2 separate regions of the Homo sapiens genome follow, and region 2 is linked to region 1. The links are chromatin loops, found by intact Hi-C in ENCODE. Cell type or tissue: PC-3. All regions are shown on one strand. Each heading gives the region's core, and the rest is flanking DNA. Links, peaks and the distances in the headings are about the cores only. Region 1 has its middle 18 kb from the start of LINC01722. Region 2 overlaps ISM1 (isthmin 1).

Region 1 (8,338 bases), core at 147-8,146:
GCAATGATCAAGAGGCGTCCTGTGAATGCAGTTTGCAAAGGACTTAGGCACACAGCATCTCCTTTGTTCTCACCACAAGGCTGCCGGGTGTGCAGATGTGAGGATTATTTCAATGGTGAAGAAGCATCCTGAGAGGTTACGTAGTTCAACTAATGTCACACCAAGAGGTATGGACTTGACCCACTTTCTTCTTTCTGTTTTCTTCTTCCCACCATACCTTGCTGCATTATAAGACTACTGCCAGTTCAGGGAAGATTTTAGCTAAAGTTAATTTAAGGCCTCCAAGAATATTTGAAACTATGTGCTATATCTAAAAATATATAAAAATGATGATAAAATATAAAGTTGTGTTTCAATTTCTGACACACTGGTAGTTATAATATACAGATACAATAATGACTAAATCTCTAATTTCTGTCATCTGAAGTTGATTCTAGAGCACTTACTACTTGGAGAGTATTAAATATAAAATGAGCCTGAACTCTTCCTTATGGCATCATTGCCACTGCATTTGGAGAGTCTTCTAGGTTCACAGATTTTTGACCCACTTTCTTTAGCAAAAGCTCAGGAAGTAAAGTCACACATTTACTCACATTGCACTCAAATGTGTGGAGAAAAGACAGCATCTTTATTTCTCTAAAATGGACTTTTGGCTTCTCATAAGTGCCATCTGCTGGGTTGTATGTGTATGTCCTTGTGAATGTACAAGTAGGTTCAGAGGCATTAGAATTCTCAAACCTTTTGGTTGAAGCCTAACATATTTAAAGGACTGTGCAAATGTCTTAAATATACATCTCCATGATTTTTCACAAAATAAAGACAGGGAGTCAGCTCTCAGAGCAAGAAATAGAACATCATCAGCACAGCAAAACCACCACGCCCCTGCCATCTCTGTTACTATATCTTAGAGTGGGAGTAATTGACATAATCCAGTCTAGTAACCTAGGTCTGATTTAATATCTTAATCATGCATAAACTATTCATTATGTAAAACACCCACTCTGTCAGACTGTGCCACTCTCTCCCTTCTCTGCCCTCAGCAGGAGAGCATCTGGGCATTTGGACATGGAAGGTGTGGGGCACAAGCATCTCATGGCCAGGGAACGGGGGAGGAGCATCTCAGAGCTGCATCAGAGTTCATGCTGGTCCTAGGACAAGAGTCAAGCACACCCTGCTTTCACCAGCTGCTGGTAGCTTTCACTCAGGTAATGCACAGCTGAACAGAACCCAGTTCTTTCTCTTGACTGGGCCCCCATCAATACATTAGCTCCGAATGATGCTGTGAACCTCTCTCAGTACAAGTTCCTAATCCTAACCCAGATGATTCCAAGATGGTGCTTCTTTCCCCACCATGATAACCTTTCTGCAACATCCTTGACCATTCTCACCATTATTTCTATTTCCCCTCTTTAAGAACATGTGGGTATATCTGGATCCCATTCATGTCATATGTGAACTAAGGATAGCTTGAGGACATTCAGTGTCAAGCCCTCTCGTCTTATGCCTTTATCACTGTGACATTTTCTCCTCCCAGGATCCCAAATGCGAAATAGGTCTTGAAAGGGATATCAGACACATGTCTGACCATGCGTCTCACCATTACATCAGTCTTTGGCCACTGTAGGAGCACCATTGCCCATCGCCATATTAAAAGTGGCCACCTGCAGAGTCTTCCTTCCTTAGAGTCTATGCAGAAGCCCAAGAAACAGGCTGCAGCCCCAGTAATCTGGGGCTACTCTATACCTCTCTGGATGAACTTAACCTGCCACATTCCTGGGGGTAAGAACTTCAAGAACTGACATGTTCACTCCCTCCAATATCTGCCTTCCTTCCTTTTCTGACTTTGGATATGTAAAGTGATGATCTTCAGGCTTGGCTCTCATCTTTATTGTATTATAGCCTATCCTATCCCACTGAGCTTTTCTTTCTTCCACTGCATATCCAACCACTCCTCTCTTAGTGGTCCTAGACAGGAGGGGTCTTCTTTGCTGTAGAAGAAAGCCTGTGATCTCAGCCTGTAGGTGCAACTCTTAGTCTGCTCAATGGGGCCTACAGGAACCTTAGAAAATCTTTTCTCTCATAATAGAGGCTGACTCTCAAGGTTCTTATTAAACAACAACAATTTTGCAAGTCATGTTGTTCTCTTTGGATTTCTGCTATAGCAATTCTAATGTCTCTTCATCCTCCCATCCCCTACTCTCCACTTCACCAATCTTCCCAAGGCAATGGATGCTTCAGGCTGACTATGGAGAAGGCAATATAGTTAAAAACAGAAAAGAGAAAAATGTGTCAATATGTCTCAAAATATTAATCCCAACATACACAAATAAAGTAGTAAGTTGCATGAAGAGTAATTTTAGCATTTCACCCAATATTCCTGCATTTATGCAGAACCATGCATTGTAACTAAAGAACTCTAATTTACTAGCTTCGGAAGCATTGAGTTAAGAAGATTTTTTTAAAAAGTCAGCAGACATTCATGTTTATATGATCCTTTATTGTTTAAAGATGTTTTCACATAAATGATCTCATTTGATCCTCACAAAATGAAGTAAGTTTTGCTGTCTTCATTTGGAGGCTGACAAAGGCTAAACTATTTGCCACCAGTGTATAGTGATACAGTGAGATCAAAAAATAATCTTTCATTTTGAAACATACCTTTCATGTAAGTCTGAAAGTAAAAACTGAAACTAGGAGTTTGAGCTAGACTCGCGGCTTTGAGAAGAACCTTCTTTGTGAACCACTTTCATCATGAGATGTAAATCAAATAGGAGCCCATTATCCTTTGGGAAACTCTGAATATTGTCAAAAATCTCTAAATTCAAATGCATCAGAATGTTCTTAAAATGCGTACGGCATGGTTGTGGATGGTGCATCCTTGCAGAGGTTAATAAAAAGTGCAAAGTGATGTTTTCCTTCCTCTGGCAATAACCAGAGGCAGGACTTGGGGCTCTTTCACTCTGGAGAACATTAAAAACTTGGACTCTTTTCGGGACACAAATGTGAAAACCAGCAGGTTTTCAGTGTTCTAGCAGCTGTGCCCAAAGAGAAATCAGAGATAAATGGCAGCTGAGGAATTCTTTTAACAAGGAGAAGCTGGGATTGTATCTGTGAGCTTCTGTTTTGCACATTGTACTTACATTCCTTACGTTATTTTCAAGTACCAGCAGTGTCTAATTCATAGCCATTTTGGAACTGAGCTTAAAGGAATCTTCTTATCCACATTCTTTGGCAAAACAGACCAGAGAGAATAATTGTAGGAGATTGGTCAGGGTGGTGGGAGAAACTGTAGGAAAAACGCAAACCTTCTTGGAAGGCCATGGGGGTTTTGCAAAGCTTCGGGGAAGAATGAGCAGTTCTTACCCTGGGGCAAAGGGCGAGAAGTAGGTACAAAGGAATGCAGGGGAGTTTATCAGAATAGGTTGTTTACTCATATCTCCAGAAACCGGGCCTTTAATCATCCACGCAATTACCCACAAGTGTATTGACTCAAGGCCTTTGTCATTAAATCTACACTGAATAAATGCCCGCAGTGCCAGCTGGTCAGGGCCACAGCTGCTGACTCTTTACAGTACCCTCTTTGGGGTCTGTGGGTGGCCCTGGTCTCCTAGCCCACTCTTTCACTAGATACCTGTGTCTGAGTGCATTTGTTCATCTGTCATTCAGCCAGGGTCTGTGGGTCAGACCTGGCAAATAATTATGGTGTGAAGAAGGGGTCAGAAGGCCCAGGAGCAGTGGCTCACACCTGTAATCCCAGCATTTTGGGAGGCCAAAGTGGGCAGATCACTTGAGGCCAGGAGTTCGAGACCAGCCTGGCCAACATGGTGAAACCCTGTCTCTACTAAAAATACAAAAATTAGCTGGTGAGGTGGTGCATGCCTGTAACCCCAGCTACTCAGGAGGCTGAGGCAGGAGAATTTCTTGAACCTGGGAGGCAGAGTGAGCCAAGATCATACCACTACACTCCAGCCTGGGTGATGGGAATCTATCTCAAAAAAAAAAAAAAAAAAAAAAAGGAGGGGTCACAGACCTGAAGAAGGAGATAGATGGCGCCTCAGTCTGGAGCATGATGTGTTGAGGGCACAGATGGGCACATGGAACATTCCAGCACTCCTCAGGGTTCTCAGAATACCTGCTGACATCACAGAGGGGTCAGCTTGTAGACCACTGGACAGCAAAGGAAAGGGGACCTCTCATGCTGGAAATGGATTGGAAGCAGAATAAGTCGTTTTTTCAGTAATTGTCTAGGCCATGTGTATTAGCCAAAAATAAATTTAAATCTGTAGTTAAATATTCTGTTTCTCACAGATATCCTTTAAAATACATTAAAGGATAGCATCATATTGTCCAAAATAATAAGTGGGTTTTGATGTCTTTTTCTCTGTTCGCAGGCCACCTCTCTTTGCCAGTCTTGACAAATAATTTCTTAGTGAAGCACCTATTTCAGGCTGAGCCACAAGATGTCAGCCTAAGCTTAGTCATTTTGAATTTTCCTGGCCCTTGAAACAACTACATTTTTTCACTTTTATGACCAAGAAAAAGTCTGAGAAGCTCACGACCCCTCAGGATTAGGTACAGAGACCACAGCAGCTGCTTGCCCTGGGAGCTCTTCATGCCTGTTCTCAGCCATCTTCAGTGAAGATTTCACAGGATAACCCAAACTGGCTCCTTTCTGTGACACCACCCAGGGAACTGCATTCCAAGTGTGGGTGTACACGGATCTCCACCATTGGTCCTTGCTCTCTCTCCTGTCCCATCCTTTCTCCCCTTCCTCAGTTATGCTCTGGGGCAGGTGAGTAATCCTGCATGCCTTCGGAGATGTCCATTTGGGAATGAGATCCTACCTTTCCTTTTCCCAGGCACCCCCAGCCTTATGAGGGATTCCCATCACGTGGCTTTAGAGATGAGAAGGCATCTTTGCCATGAACTCTTGCTTCATCAGGTTGAAACTCACTCTTCCTGTGAACCCCCCACTTCTCTCTATTCTTTCACATGCTGGGAAGGGGACTGCAGAGACCTTTAGGGATAGTACAGAGGATGTGTCTCCTCGTGGCCAGCCCAGGGCAGGGACTGGACCCAGTGGTTTGCAGCCCTTTTTAGAAGGTTGGCATTTAACTCACTTTGTCCTTAGGTTTGGTTCATTGTCATCAAGATGGAGCGATGATGAATGTCCTCCTCAACATCTTTTACATTTTACACTGATAACAGTTATTAGAAAGAACAAAGTTGGACTTGTGGATCAGTGTGCAGTACTAGAGAAAAGAGGAAAACTCTAACCTATTTTGAGTACTTACTTTTTTTCATCTAATTGTCACAAGACAGTGAAGTTGCTATCACCTTCACTTGATAAATGAGGAAAATTTGAGCTCAGAAAGTATTCAGAAACTCGTTCAGGGTCTTAGAATGAATGAGTGAGACAGAAACACAAGTCTGTCTGATTCTAGAGTCCTGTTTTTTTCTTTCATTCTTTCCTTTTGAAAAAATTCCCTTTACTACTTCTGCATTTGATACAAAGTGGTATCTGGTAAATGGGCCTGAAAACTTTCTAAATAACTAGTTTTAAATAATCTCTGTGGAAATTTATACAAACAAAAAACTTCCTTGAAAAAGTATAAACTCCCTCTTCCAGTAGGCTACGACAGACTCTCAAATCATCCGCTTCAATCATTTAGAGCTGCCATGTGCCTTTGGCCTCCTGGTTAAAACTACATAGTCAGAATTGGAAATACAGGTAGCTATTAGTAGGAACAAAGACAGTGAATGTCCAGGACAGAACTGAGCTGCATTTCTAGGTTTGAATGGAACCAGTAATAAAAGTCCAAAATAAATGATCACCTCCACCATTCACTCTTCTATGATGGGTGTAATGTATTATTTTTTCTTTTTTAAAAAAAATTTTATTTTAGGTTCAGGGGTACATGTGCATGTCTGTTATATAGGTAAACTTGTGTCATGGGGGTTTATTGTACAGGTTATTTCTTAGCCCAGGTACTAAACCTAGTACCCAATAGTTATATTTTTCTGCTCCTCTCCCTCCTCCAACCCTTCACCCTCAGGTAGGCCCCAGTGTCTATTTTTCCCCTCTTTGTGTCAATGTGTTCTCATCATTTAGCTCCCTCTTTTACATGAGAACATGCAGAATTTGGTTTTCTATTCCTGTTAGTTTGCTAAGGATAATGGCCTCCAGCTCCATCTATGTTCCTGTGAAAGACATGGTCTCATTCTCTTTATGGCTGCATCATATTCCATGGTGTATACATACCACATTTTCTTTATCCAGTCTATCATTGAAGGGTATTTAAGTTGATTCAATATCTTGGCTATTGTGAATACTGCTGCAGTGAAATATGCATGCATGTGTCTTTATAATGGAACAATTTATATTCCTCTGGGTATATACCCAATAATGAGATTGCTTGGCCGAATAGTGGTTCTGGTTTTAGCCCTTTGAGGAATTGCCACACTGCTTTCCACAATGGTTGGACCAATTTACACTTCCACCAACAGTGTGTAAGCATTTCCTTTTCTCTGCAACCTCCTCAGCATCTGTTATTTTTTGACTTTTTAATAATAGCCATTTTGCCTAGTGTGAGATGGTATCTCACTGTGGTTTTTTTTCTTTACTTCAATAGGTTTTTGGGGGACAAGTAGTGTTTGGTTACATAACTAAGTTTCTTTAGTGGTGATTTCTGAGATTTTGGTGCATCCATTACCCGAGCAGTGTACACTGTATCCAATGTGTAGTCTTTTATCCCTCACCCCCTCCCACCTTGTCCCCCAAGTCCCCAAAGTCTGTTGTATCATTCTTACGTGTTTGCAACCTCATAGCTTAGCTTCCACTTATGATTGAGAATATCTGATGTTTGGTTTTCCATTCCTGAGTTACTGCACTTAAAATAATGGTTTCCAGTTTCATCCAGGTTGCTGTGAATGCCATTATTTTGTTCAATTTTATGTCTGAGTAGTATTCCATGGTATATAGATAGGTACAGATATAGACATATCACAATTTCTTTATCCAATCATTGATTGATGGGCATTTGGGCTGGTTTTACATTTTTGCAATTGGGAATTGTGCTGCTATAAACATGCATGAGCAAATATCTTTTTCATATAATGACTCATTTTCCTTTGTGTAGATACCCTGTAGTGGGATTGCTGGTTCAAATGGTAACTCTGCTTTTTAGTTCTTTAAGGAATATTTACACTGTTTTCCATAGTGTTTGTACTAGTTTACATTCCCATCAGCAGTGTAAAAGTGTTCCTTTTTCACCACATTCCCTCCAACATCTATTATTTTTTGATTTTTTTATTATGGCCATTCTTGCAGGAATAAGGTGATATCGCATTGTGGTTTTGATTTGCATTTCCCTGATCATTAGTGATATTGAGCATTTTTCATATGTTTGTTGGGCACTTGCATATCTTCTTCTGAGAATTATCTATTCATGTCCTTAGCCCACTTTTTGATGGGATTGTTTGTTTTATTCTTGCTTATTTGTTTGAGTCCCTTGTAGATTCTGGATATTAGTCCTTTGTGGGATGTATAGATTGGGAAGATCTTCTCACATTCTGTGGGTTGTCTGTTTACTCTGCTGATTGTTTCTTTTGTTGTGCAGAAGTTTTTTAGTTCAATTAAGTCCAACTATTTATCTTTGTTTTTGTTGCATTTGCTTTGGGGTTCTTGGTCATGAAGTCTTTGAATAAGCCAATGTCCAGAAGGGTGTTTCCAATGTTATCTTCTAGAATTTTTATGGTTTAAGGTCTTAGATTTAAGTCTTTCATCCATCTTGAGTTGATCTTTATATCCCATGAGAGATGAGGATCCAGTTTCATTCTTCTACATGTGGCTTGTCAAGTATCTCAGTACCATTCGTTGACTAGGGTGTCCTTCCCCTACTTCATGTTTATATTTGCTTTGTCAAAGATGAGTTGGTTGTAAGTATTTGCCTTTATTTCTGGGTTATCTATTATGTTTCATTGGTCTATGTGCCTATTATACCAGTACCATGCTGTTTTGGTGACTATGGTCTTACAGTATAGTTTGAAGTCAGGTAATGTGATGACTCCAGATTTGTTCTTTTTGCTTAGTCTTGCTTTGGCTATGCAGGCTCCTTTTTGGTGCCATGTGAATTTTAGAATTTTTTTTTCCTAGTTCTGTGAAGAATGATGGTGGTATTTTGATGGGAATTGCATTGAATTTATAGATTGCTACTGGCAATATGGTCATTTTCACAATATTGATTCTATTCATCCATGACCATGGGATATATTTCCATTTGTTTGTGTTATCTAAAATTTCTTTCAAAAGTATGTTGTAGTTTTCCTTGTAGAGGTC
Region 2 (8,338 bases), core at 34-8,033, 330 kb after region 1:
GACCTGCCCAGCTGCCCCTGCTCCTACCCCACTGAGGTGGCCTACAGCACGGCCGACATCTTCGACCGCATCAAGCGCAAGGACTTCCGCTGGAAGGACGCCAGCGGGCCCAAGGAGAAGCTGGAGATCTACAAGCCCACTGCCCGGTACTGCATCCGCTCCATGCTGTCCCTGGAGAGCACCACGCTGGCGGCACAGCACTGCTGCTACGGCGACAACATGCAGCTCATCACCAGGGGCAAGGGGGCGGGCACGCCCAACCTCATCAGCACCGAGTTCTCCGCGGAGCTCCACTACAAGGTGGACGTCCTGCCCTGGATTATCTGCAAGGGTGACTGGAGCAGGTATAACGAGGCCCGGCCTCCCAACAACGGACAGAAGTGCACAGAGAGCCCCTCGGACGAGGACTACATCAAGCAGTTCCAAGAGGCCAGGGAATATTAAAGAGACTGGGATGAGGTGGAGGACGCTGCCTCTGGTTCTGGAGCACACACGTGCTGCACTGACGTGCCGACTGGCGCCGAGACCTTCATAGCTGCGGTCGTGTATATTTGTATATACCACATGAGTATTTCTCATACATTACGCTAGGGGCGTGTGCCACGCCCAGGGGACTGCCTTGTGAAGCCGCCCTCGCCATCTGCAGAGCTCCTTGAAAGTGCCCCTGGGGAGCGATGTGGGCAGAAGGATGGGGACAACTTGGAAGCCAGAAGAAGAACCTGGAAGCCACAGTGGGTGCGACTCAATTCACACCCGGATCCAGAGTTTCAAAGAGAGGCAAAGGGGGAAAGAGACTGAGGTTGTAAACGTTATAAGCAGTTTTTATATATAACTTATTTAATACAAATGTGACTTAATTAAGCGTAACCTTTTCTCTGGAGTTGTGGTGAAACTAATCACGTCTGTGAGAGATCAGAAAGAAAGAGACTTAGGGAAGTGGAAGAGAAAGGGAATTTTGGAATTTATTTCTTTAAAAATAATGCAATGGAAATATATCAAAACATGTAAACGCCCACCTTAAACCAAATGTTATTTGGTCATGAGGCACCTTGCTGGAGTCTCAGATTCCAAAAGTCTCTTCTTCAGACTGGGTAGGGAATATGATATTTTAGGGACAAAGCTGAGGACTGGTTTTAAATAGGCTTTAAAATAAAAGATCAATATTATCATAATGCTATCATTCTGCTAAACGGCCCCAAAACAGTAGAATTTCTGCTCATGTCCTAGCAGGTTCAGAAGACTGCAGCCAAGTTCAGATGTAAAAACAAGAAGTAGCACTTTTCCAAAGGAAAACAACAAAACAAATGGGAAAAAGATAATGGACCGCATTTCACCTATTTTAATACTATTTTAACAATTTTTTCATCTACCAATATATCCCCAATAAATAAATATAAAAGGGGGGGAGGGTCAATCTGGGGAATCTTAGTTTTTTATGTTTTAAGAAAACAAAAAAAACTGCATTATTTTTGTAAAGTATTTATTGAGTCACGGATTATTGTGCATCAAGCAATTGTTAATATGACCTGGTCCTATGGGGTAGAACTTAGGAAAAATAAAGTTGGTTCTTATTCAATATTTTACTTTGCAAAATTCTAGTAAAAGAGAGTATATAATAAAATCATAATAAAAGGTGTTACCTGCATCCTTCATTTATGATACAAATGCCATAAATAGCCCGTGTGAAGCAAGACTTCAAGGCAGGGGAAAGAAAATTTCAACCCAGGTGGGAATAAAAGGCTCATTCATTGATTGACATGATTGTGGGTGGTGTAAGTCATGGCATCCTTGGCACCAAAATCGTCTACCCAACCCCCAGGAGGCTGAGGCCCATTGACACATGTGTGACTTTTTGCCCGCCCAGACCTAAGGAAGCCAAACCAGAGCAAAGGCTTAAGACAGCCCAGATGAGCAGGGCCACTTCCACAGAAAATTCTGCAATTACAATTATAAGTAGAACTACTCATCATGAAAAGTATTCCTTTTCCCGATGAGAAAATCAAAGCTCAGAAAACATAAAGACATTGGACCCATCTTTCATTTCCTAGCCTAGTATTCTCTCTACTGTAGCACATTTTTGAAGTCCTTATATTCCCGGTACCTTTGGCATTCCTAACCCCACCCTTAAGTTATCCTGACACAATTCTATTCTTATGGAAAACTTTTTACCAGTCATTTACACATTTTTTTTTTGAGACAGTCTCACTCTGTCCCCCAAGCTGGAGTGCAGTGACGTGATCTTGACTCACCACAACTTCCGCCTCCTGAGTTCAAGCGATTCTCGTGCCTCAGCCTCCCGAGTAGCTGGGATTACAGGCATGTGCCACCACGCCTGGCTAACTCTTGTATTTTTAGGAGAGATAAGGTTTCACCATGTTGGCCAGGCTGGTCTTGAACTCCTGGCCTCAAGTGTTCTGCCTGCCTTGGCCTCCCAAAGCACTGGGATTACAAGCATGAAACACCATGCCCAGACATTTACACCTTACAATGAATTATTTACACCTTAGAAGGTATTGCCCATTCTCAGAATATTTATATTTAAGATCTGTGTCTAATCACGGAATGAGAAGACTTATTCACATCTGAAGCAATTTTTTGCTACAGATGAACTGAACTAGTAGGAAGAGAATCAATGCGTCCGTGTATCAGGCATATAGATTTGGTTTATAATAATGAGGAAATTTTTTTTGCAAAGAGAATTGGCTGGCAATGGAATGCATTGCCTTTGAGGTGGTGAGTATCCTGTCAGGACAGGTATTCAAGCAGAGGCTGGAGATTAGTCACATGAACAGCTCAACTGGGTGATCAGGAGAGACAAAAATGTATAGGACAAAACCCTCTGATGTGTTTGTTAAGTGTAAGCACAAAGTACTATGAAGAAATAGAGGCAGAAATCAGGGAAGTATCTGTTGGTTCTAATGAAGGAGTGGGATTTTATAAAGCATAAAAGAGCAAGGGGAAGTGGGTGTATTTGTAATAAGAAAATAGTATGGAGAAAAGCAAAGAAATAGGTAAGTACTTGGTGTTTTCTGAAAACCGGGAGTTTAAGGTGATGAGCAGAGGAACAAGAGTGGCAAGTTATGGAGCCATGTCTAAGGTATTTTTGTTAAGGATTTAGAGTGAAATCTCAAAGAGAACAGAGAGCTTTCTTACTACGGTGAAAATGACTAATGTGAGCCATGCTGTCCATGAGCTATTTGCCTTTTAATATCAGACCTTGCTGACCTAATGAACTGAGAGTTGGAAGGTGGGGTAAATTGGAGGGGAGGGCTCCAGGACTCTGCCTACTGAGAACACCCTGGTCTCCCATGCATCATCAGATGGTTCCAAACCTCTGGAAATTTGCTGAACTATAATCCACCTCTATTAGGATGAGCTAATTTTCAGTCCCAATGCTTTAGTGGGCCAATGAGTGATCTTCGGAAATCAAGACCTCATGCCTAGGTTGTCTAATAAGACTAGGAGACCCTTATCTCATTCAACACAGGGCCCCAAGCTGGTGCCAGGGCAACCCCAGGCAGTTCACTCAGTGGGCAGTAGATCATCTGCTCAAGGGCCAGCTTTGCCTGCAGCAGAGTAAGGAATGAGCAAGGCCACTTCCACAGAAAATTCTGTGGAATTCTAAGGAATGTCTGCAGTCTCGTTGCAGTCCTTGTAAATATGACCCCGCAGTAGCTGCTCAAATTTTTCTCTTTGAGTGCACTGCTCTTTTGCCTTCCCCTGGAAAGAGAGTTCTAGTAATTCAGTGGGCATCCTGGGTGCCACATCTGAACACAACAGTGGTAAACAGAGATGCCCACGGCCCTCTAGTGGCTGCACATGGGAAGGGTAAAGGAGAGGCCAGGGCAGCCTATAGCTTTCTCTTCGGACCCAGTTCATGTAACCGCCATGATTATAGTCTCCCAAGCACCTCAGTCTTTATGTCTTAGTGGCCAAGAGGGTAGAGTTCTCTGTCTTAACGCCGGGGATTAAAGAACAGCTACTATACAAGCCACCATCTTCTGAGCCCACACTTTGTGTCTCTGTGTTAATCATTTTACCACAGGAGACCGGCATTATTACATCCAGTCTATAGATAAGGAAAAGAAGCCCAACAAGGTTAGCTAACTTGTTCAAGGTCAGACCACTTGGTAAATGACAGAGCTCCTTGAAGCCAGCAGTGTCTGATCACCAAAGCCCAGGCTCTTAAACCTAACGCCTGTGCTCTCCTCTCCTCCTAACTCATCCCAAGGTCTGCTGGATCCATGCTTTTCTGTGACTCACTGCCTTTGCTTAGATTGTTCAAAGAGGATCTGGCTTTATCTCTATGTATTTTGCCCAGTTATCTCATAGTCCATAAAAGGATTTTGTGGTTCTATAGCTGAGCCCTTGCTCAGGTTGGGTAAGTCACAAAGCTCAACATTTCTAAAAGATAGCCTGATCCATGGGTGAAAACAAAGATGGGTCTGCTTTTCCCACCACACATAAGCCCTGTGCTAACTGCTGCCTGTTAGGTAGAGCTCAGGGGCAACATAACAGGCACCTAACCTTCCTACATGCCCAGGTTCCAGCACTGCACCTGGCATGCATAGTCAGGCAATGTGCAGAGGGCTTAAGAGTTTGAGGGTTCAGTGGGCCTGGACTCCAATCCTGACTCTCTCACTTGCCTGCTGGGAGTTGTCAGACAAGTTAATACATTGGCATTTAGTCATTTGCCAAATATTTATTGAGCATATACATACGCCAGATACCAGGGATACAGCGGTGTACAAATCAAAGTCCCTCCTCTTGGAGGGGAGATAGTGGATAAGTAAATAAGTGCAGAATCTGAGATTATGGTAAGTGATATAAAGTCAAGTTTTTGATCACACATGTATGATGTTACATTATTTAAGGTGATGCTGGTTGCTGTAACAAATAATCCTCAAAATCACAGTGGCTTAACCCAAAAAAACTCTAAAGAGTATGTTTCTAGCCAAGTGGCCCACCTCTAAGTGACAACCCAGGGACCCAGACTCCTTCCATCTTGTGGCTCTGCCACCATCAAGGTATGACTTTCTAGGATGCCCTGGGGTCATCTCAATCCCAGTCTGTTCAAAAGGTAGAAAGCAGGGAGAAAACTTGTAAAGTTTTTTGTAGGTTCAGCAGTGAAGTACTGTCCAATGCTTCCAGTCACTCTCCTCAGCTCTGCTACATGACACATCCTTCTGCAAGGGAGACTGGGAAATGAAGTCCAGATGAGGGGTCCAGGAAGCAGAGATGGCTGCATGAGCACCCAGTCAGTCTCTGCCAACTACCCAATCCACAAGACAGGAAAGAAAGGCAGCAGAAGAGGCTCTGGGTGGAATCAAAGTGGGCGGTCATGGGGAGAGGTCCTTCTCACTCCCCCACTGTCTTCCACATTGTACTATAGTGCTAAGCTGGACCCCATTTTCCTTGTCTATAAATTGGGGTAAGTCCACCTGTCCAAACTACCCATTGTCCAGTGCTTTTGCTGTCCCAAGCATCCCCTCAGCACTTTCCATATCTGTTCAAACCAGCCCAACTTTCAAGCAGCAGCTCCCACATGTCTTTGCCTGATGGCTTTTTCCATCATCGTGGAGCCCAGTGAGCTTGCACAGAAGACTGGAAGTGCTGGGAGTCAACAGACTGAGTGCCTGTCAGTCAACTGTTTGGTGATCTTGGGGGAATCAGTAAACCCATAAGACTCCACTCATTGGTCAATGAATACCCCAACTCCCTCACCCCTCGAGTGGGGCCATTGTGAAGTGTGTTTTATACCAGTCCACGAGCTCCCAGTGGGATTGAGTTCCAGTTGCCTATAGCAGTCACCTACTTGAAAACACACACTTTATTAGCTTCCTTGCCTTCCCCATCTCTCTTCCCCACTTCCCTACTAGTACTCGCTGGAATCTTCTACCAAATAAGCAGCTTGCTCAGCGCCATCTCTCAGAGTGTGCTTCCAGGGGACCCCAAACCAAGACATCACTTCACGCTTAAATACTTATTAAGTGCTATTCAAATATTATTGTTAATATTTGATATTTAATATTTGATAATAACATAGTATTATTTGAATAGCACTTATTTCATTGTGCACATCTGAAGATGGTTTTGCTATGGGTGATAAATCTACCAAAGAAGAGTCAATCTCATTCTGGCCAGAGACAGGAACTCTACTAGATTTTAATACCGTTGAGTTGTTAAAAAAAAAAAAAAAAAAAACCCTTAATTTTTATTATTAGATTCAACAGACAGAAAATTAATCTGCCAAATGCCTCTAACATTTTTAAGTACTTTTCCATAATTTTAGAATTAATTTCCTTGCTGACTACAGACCCGTACTACTCTGAGGACCACACTTGGAGTGGGACTGCTCAAATCAAGTGAGCAATAGTGATCAAAACCCCTGTGAGTGTCAATTCCATCCCGACACACAAAGAGTTATGAATAAGCTTCCCAGGAAGTGTTGTGGGGCGGGGATTAGGGCGGAGTTCTCTGTTTGTCATTCATTTACAATTTCCAATGGAAAAATGTGTGGGTCGTCCCATTATGCCTGCACAATTTCGGACAAATTAAAGGCTTGCCTCAGTAATTACTGGGTGGGTATATACAGAAACATACATCCATGTCTACAGGTCCTGCATACAGTAGTGTAAATTAAGGCAGAAAGTTTACAGCCAGTTGTTTTTCTGAGGCTTAGTATTGGTTTACCATATGAGAGTAGAAGGAGAGGGACATATTCCAGGATCAGAAGGTAAGATTTTTAAGGAACGAATTTATGAGACTAGCAATTCTTGGTTGAATCCCACCAAAAGAACAAAGTTTAAATGCATACCTTTTTTCTTTTTAATTTCTGTGTAGAGATTTAAAAAACCAAGCTAAAAAGACCAGTGCCTTGCCTGTAATGGCAAAAATAACATCATCCTCAACCATTTTAGTGGCAGGGGAATGAGTGGGGCACTGGATTGAGACACAGCTGCAATAGCAAAGCTGGGTAAGAATTTTATGACTTTGCTAATTTTCTATCTGTTCTGGGAGTAATAAATGTGCCCTTATAGATATTCACGATTGCCCTCAAAATGAAAAAAACCTTTTAAATGGCACAGAAAAGCCTTTCATTCTTGAGGCATGTAATTCATGGATGATTTTCAAAATGTCATATTTGAATTGGGAAAGTAACATTTCTTGAATTAATCAGCCAATTGCTTCAAGAATATGACTCAAAGGATATAAAAATTTCAAGCCTGACTTTTAAAAAAGAAAAAGGAATTTTTTTTCTATGTTGTTTAGTTTATTTTTCACAAAGGTCATAGCTAAATCAGGTTTATTTGCCATGGAAGAGAACAGTCTAAATGAAGTACACTTTTAGTTCTTTAGTAAAAGGGAATGTTAGCAAATTTTAACAAGCACCACTTTAAATTTTTACACCATTAGACATGCGGTTTTGCTTTGTCTAGTTATACCCTTCTTTATTTCCCTCTCTACCAGATTTTGGTGGTGTTTTTTGTTTGTTTGTTTGTCTGTTTTCACCTTTGGAGAGCTCAGCAAATGGAGAAGGAGAAAGGACAAAAAAAAAAAAAAAAAAAAAAGCAAAGAAAATAAAACAAAGACTTCCAGGACAAAATTCTCTAAGGGGCCTCTAAAGTCACTCACTCTCTGTGTTATCAACATAAGTAAAGGGAGGTCTTTGCAAAGGGAAGACAAGAGAGACTCATACCACTGACTTGACTTTTCCCAAAGAACCTTCAAAAATCCTCCCTTAGAGCTGTCAGGACCCAGCAGAGACCAGGAAGGGATTCCTAAAGGTTTGAAGTCTCAGAGCCAAGGGATGGGGACTCTGGTCAAGAAAGAACGAGGTGTCCCATGCTGGTGGCTACAGAGGACAGAATCTCCTGTCAAGAACATGTCAGGATCCTCACCTGGGGATCCTAGAGAGTGGAGCCCAAGGCCACCTGCTCTGTGTTTCAGGAAAAAGACCACATTTGAATCCCTCTTGAGGGCTCCCTCCTGCTATTACAGGATATTGGAGGGAGAGAGAAAGAACAAAAGCAGCTGATCCAGTGCCAGAAAGATAAAGGCTTGTTCACACTACTCACCAGCAGCAAATGTATAAAGCTGAAGCTTAACATCAAACTCACTTTCTGTTCCACTCTTCACTATGTCTACACAGCACCATTCCAGTCAACCTCCCCACAGCATTCCTCCCATCCCCTCGGCCACACATTTGACCCTCTTATAGCCAATTGGCCATCCTTTGGGCCAGTCTTTTTCAAAATACTTTTGGAACATTTTATGGAAGTAGTACATACATTCAGAAAAGCACACACGTATCATAAGTTCACGGCTCAATGAATTT

The links. Peaks named below come from ENCODE experiments on the same cell type or tissue, not always from the same donor. Only the 100,000 strongest peaks of a DNase experiment are listed, where the experiment ranks them.
Region 2: a loop joins it to region 1, with 16 times the contacts of the local background. A loop is called at or near these places in 12 of 110 quality-filtered maps.

What each region holds. Positions count from the first base shown.
Region 1 is chr20:12,966,006-12,974,343 of GRCh38, forward strand. No RefSeq gene overlaps it. Among named protein-coding and RNA genes, the nearest start is that of LINC01722, 18 kb to the left of the region's middle. RefSeq lists a silencer at 516-810. In PC-3, for the core only: CTCF peaks have their summits at 672 (motif pointing left) and 4,453 (motif pointing right); DNase peaks (open chromatin) are centred at 666, 3,436 and 4,446; H3K4me3 peaks cover 373 bases; H3K27ac peaks cover 1,653 bases.
Region 2 is chr20:13,299,016-13,307,353 of GRCh38, forward strand. ISM1 (isthmin 1) reads left to right here. Exons shown (of 6, transcript NM_080826.2): 6 at 1-1,636. The coding sequence ends at 444. It also overlaps a transcript of TASP1 not described here. Among named protein-coding and RNA genes, the nearest start is that of ISM1-AS1, 63 kb to the left of the region's middle. In PC-3, for the core only: CTCF peaks have their summits at 3,810 (motif pointing left) and 4,011; a DNase peak (open chromatin) is centred at 3,816; H3K27me3 peaks cover 1,485 bases.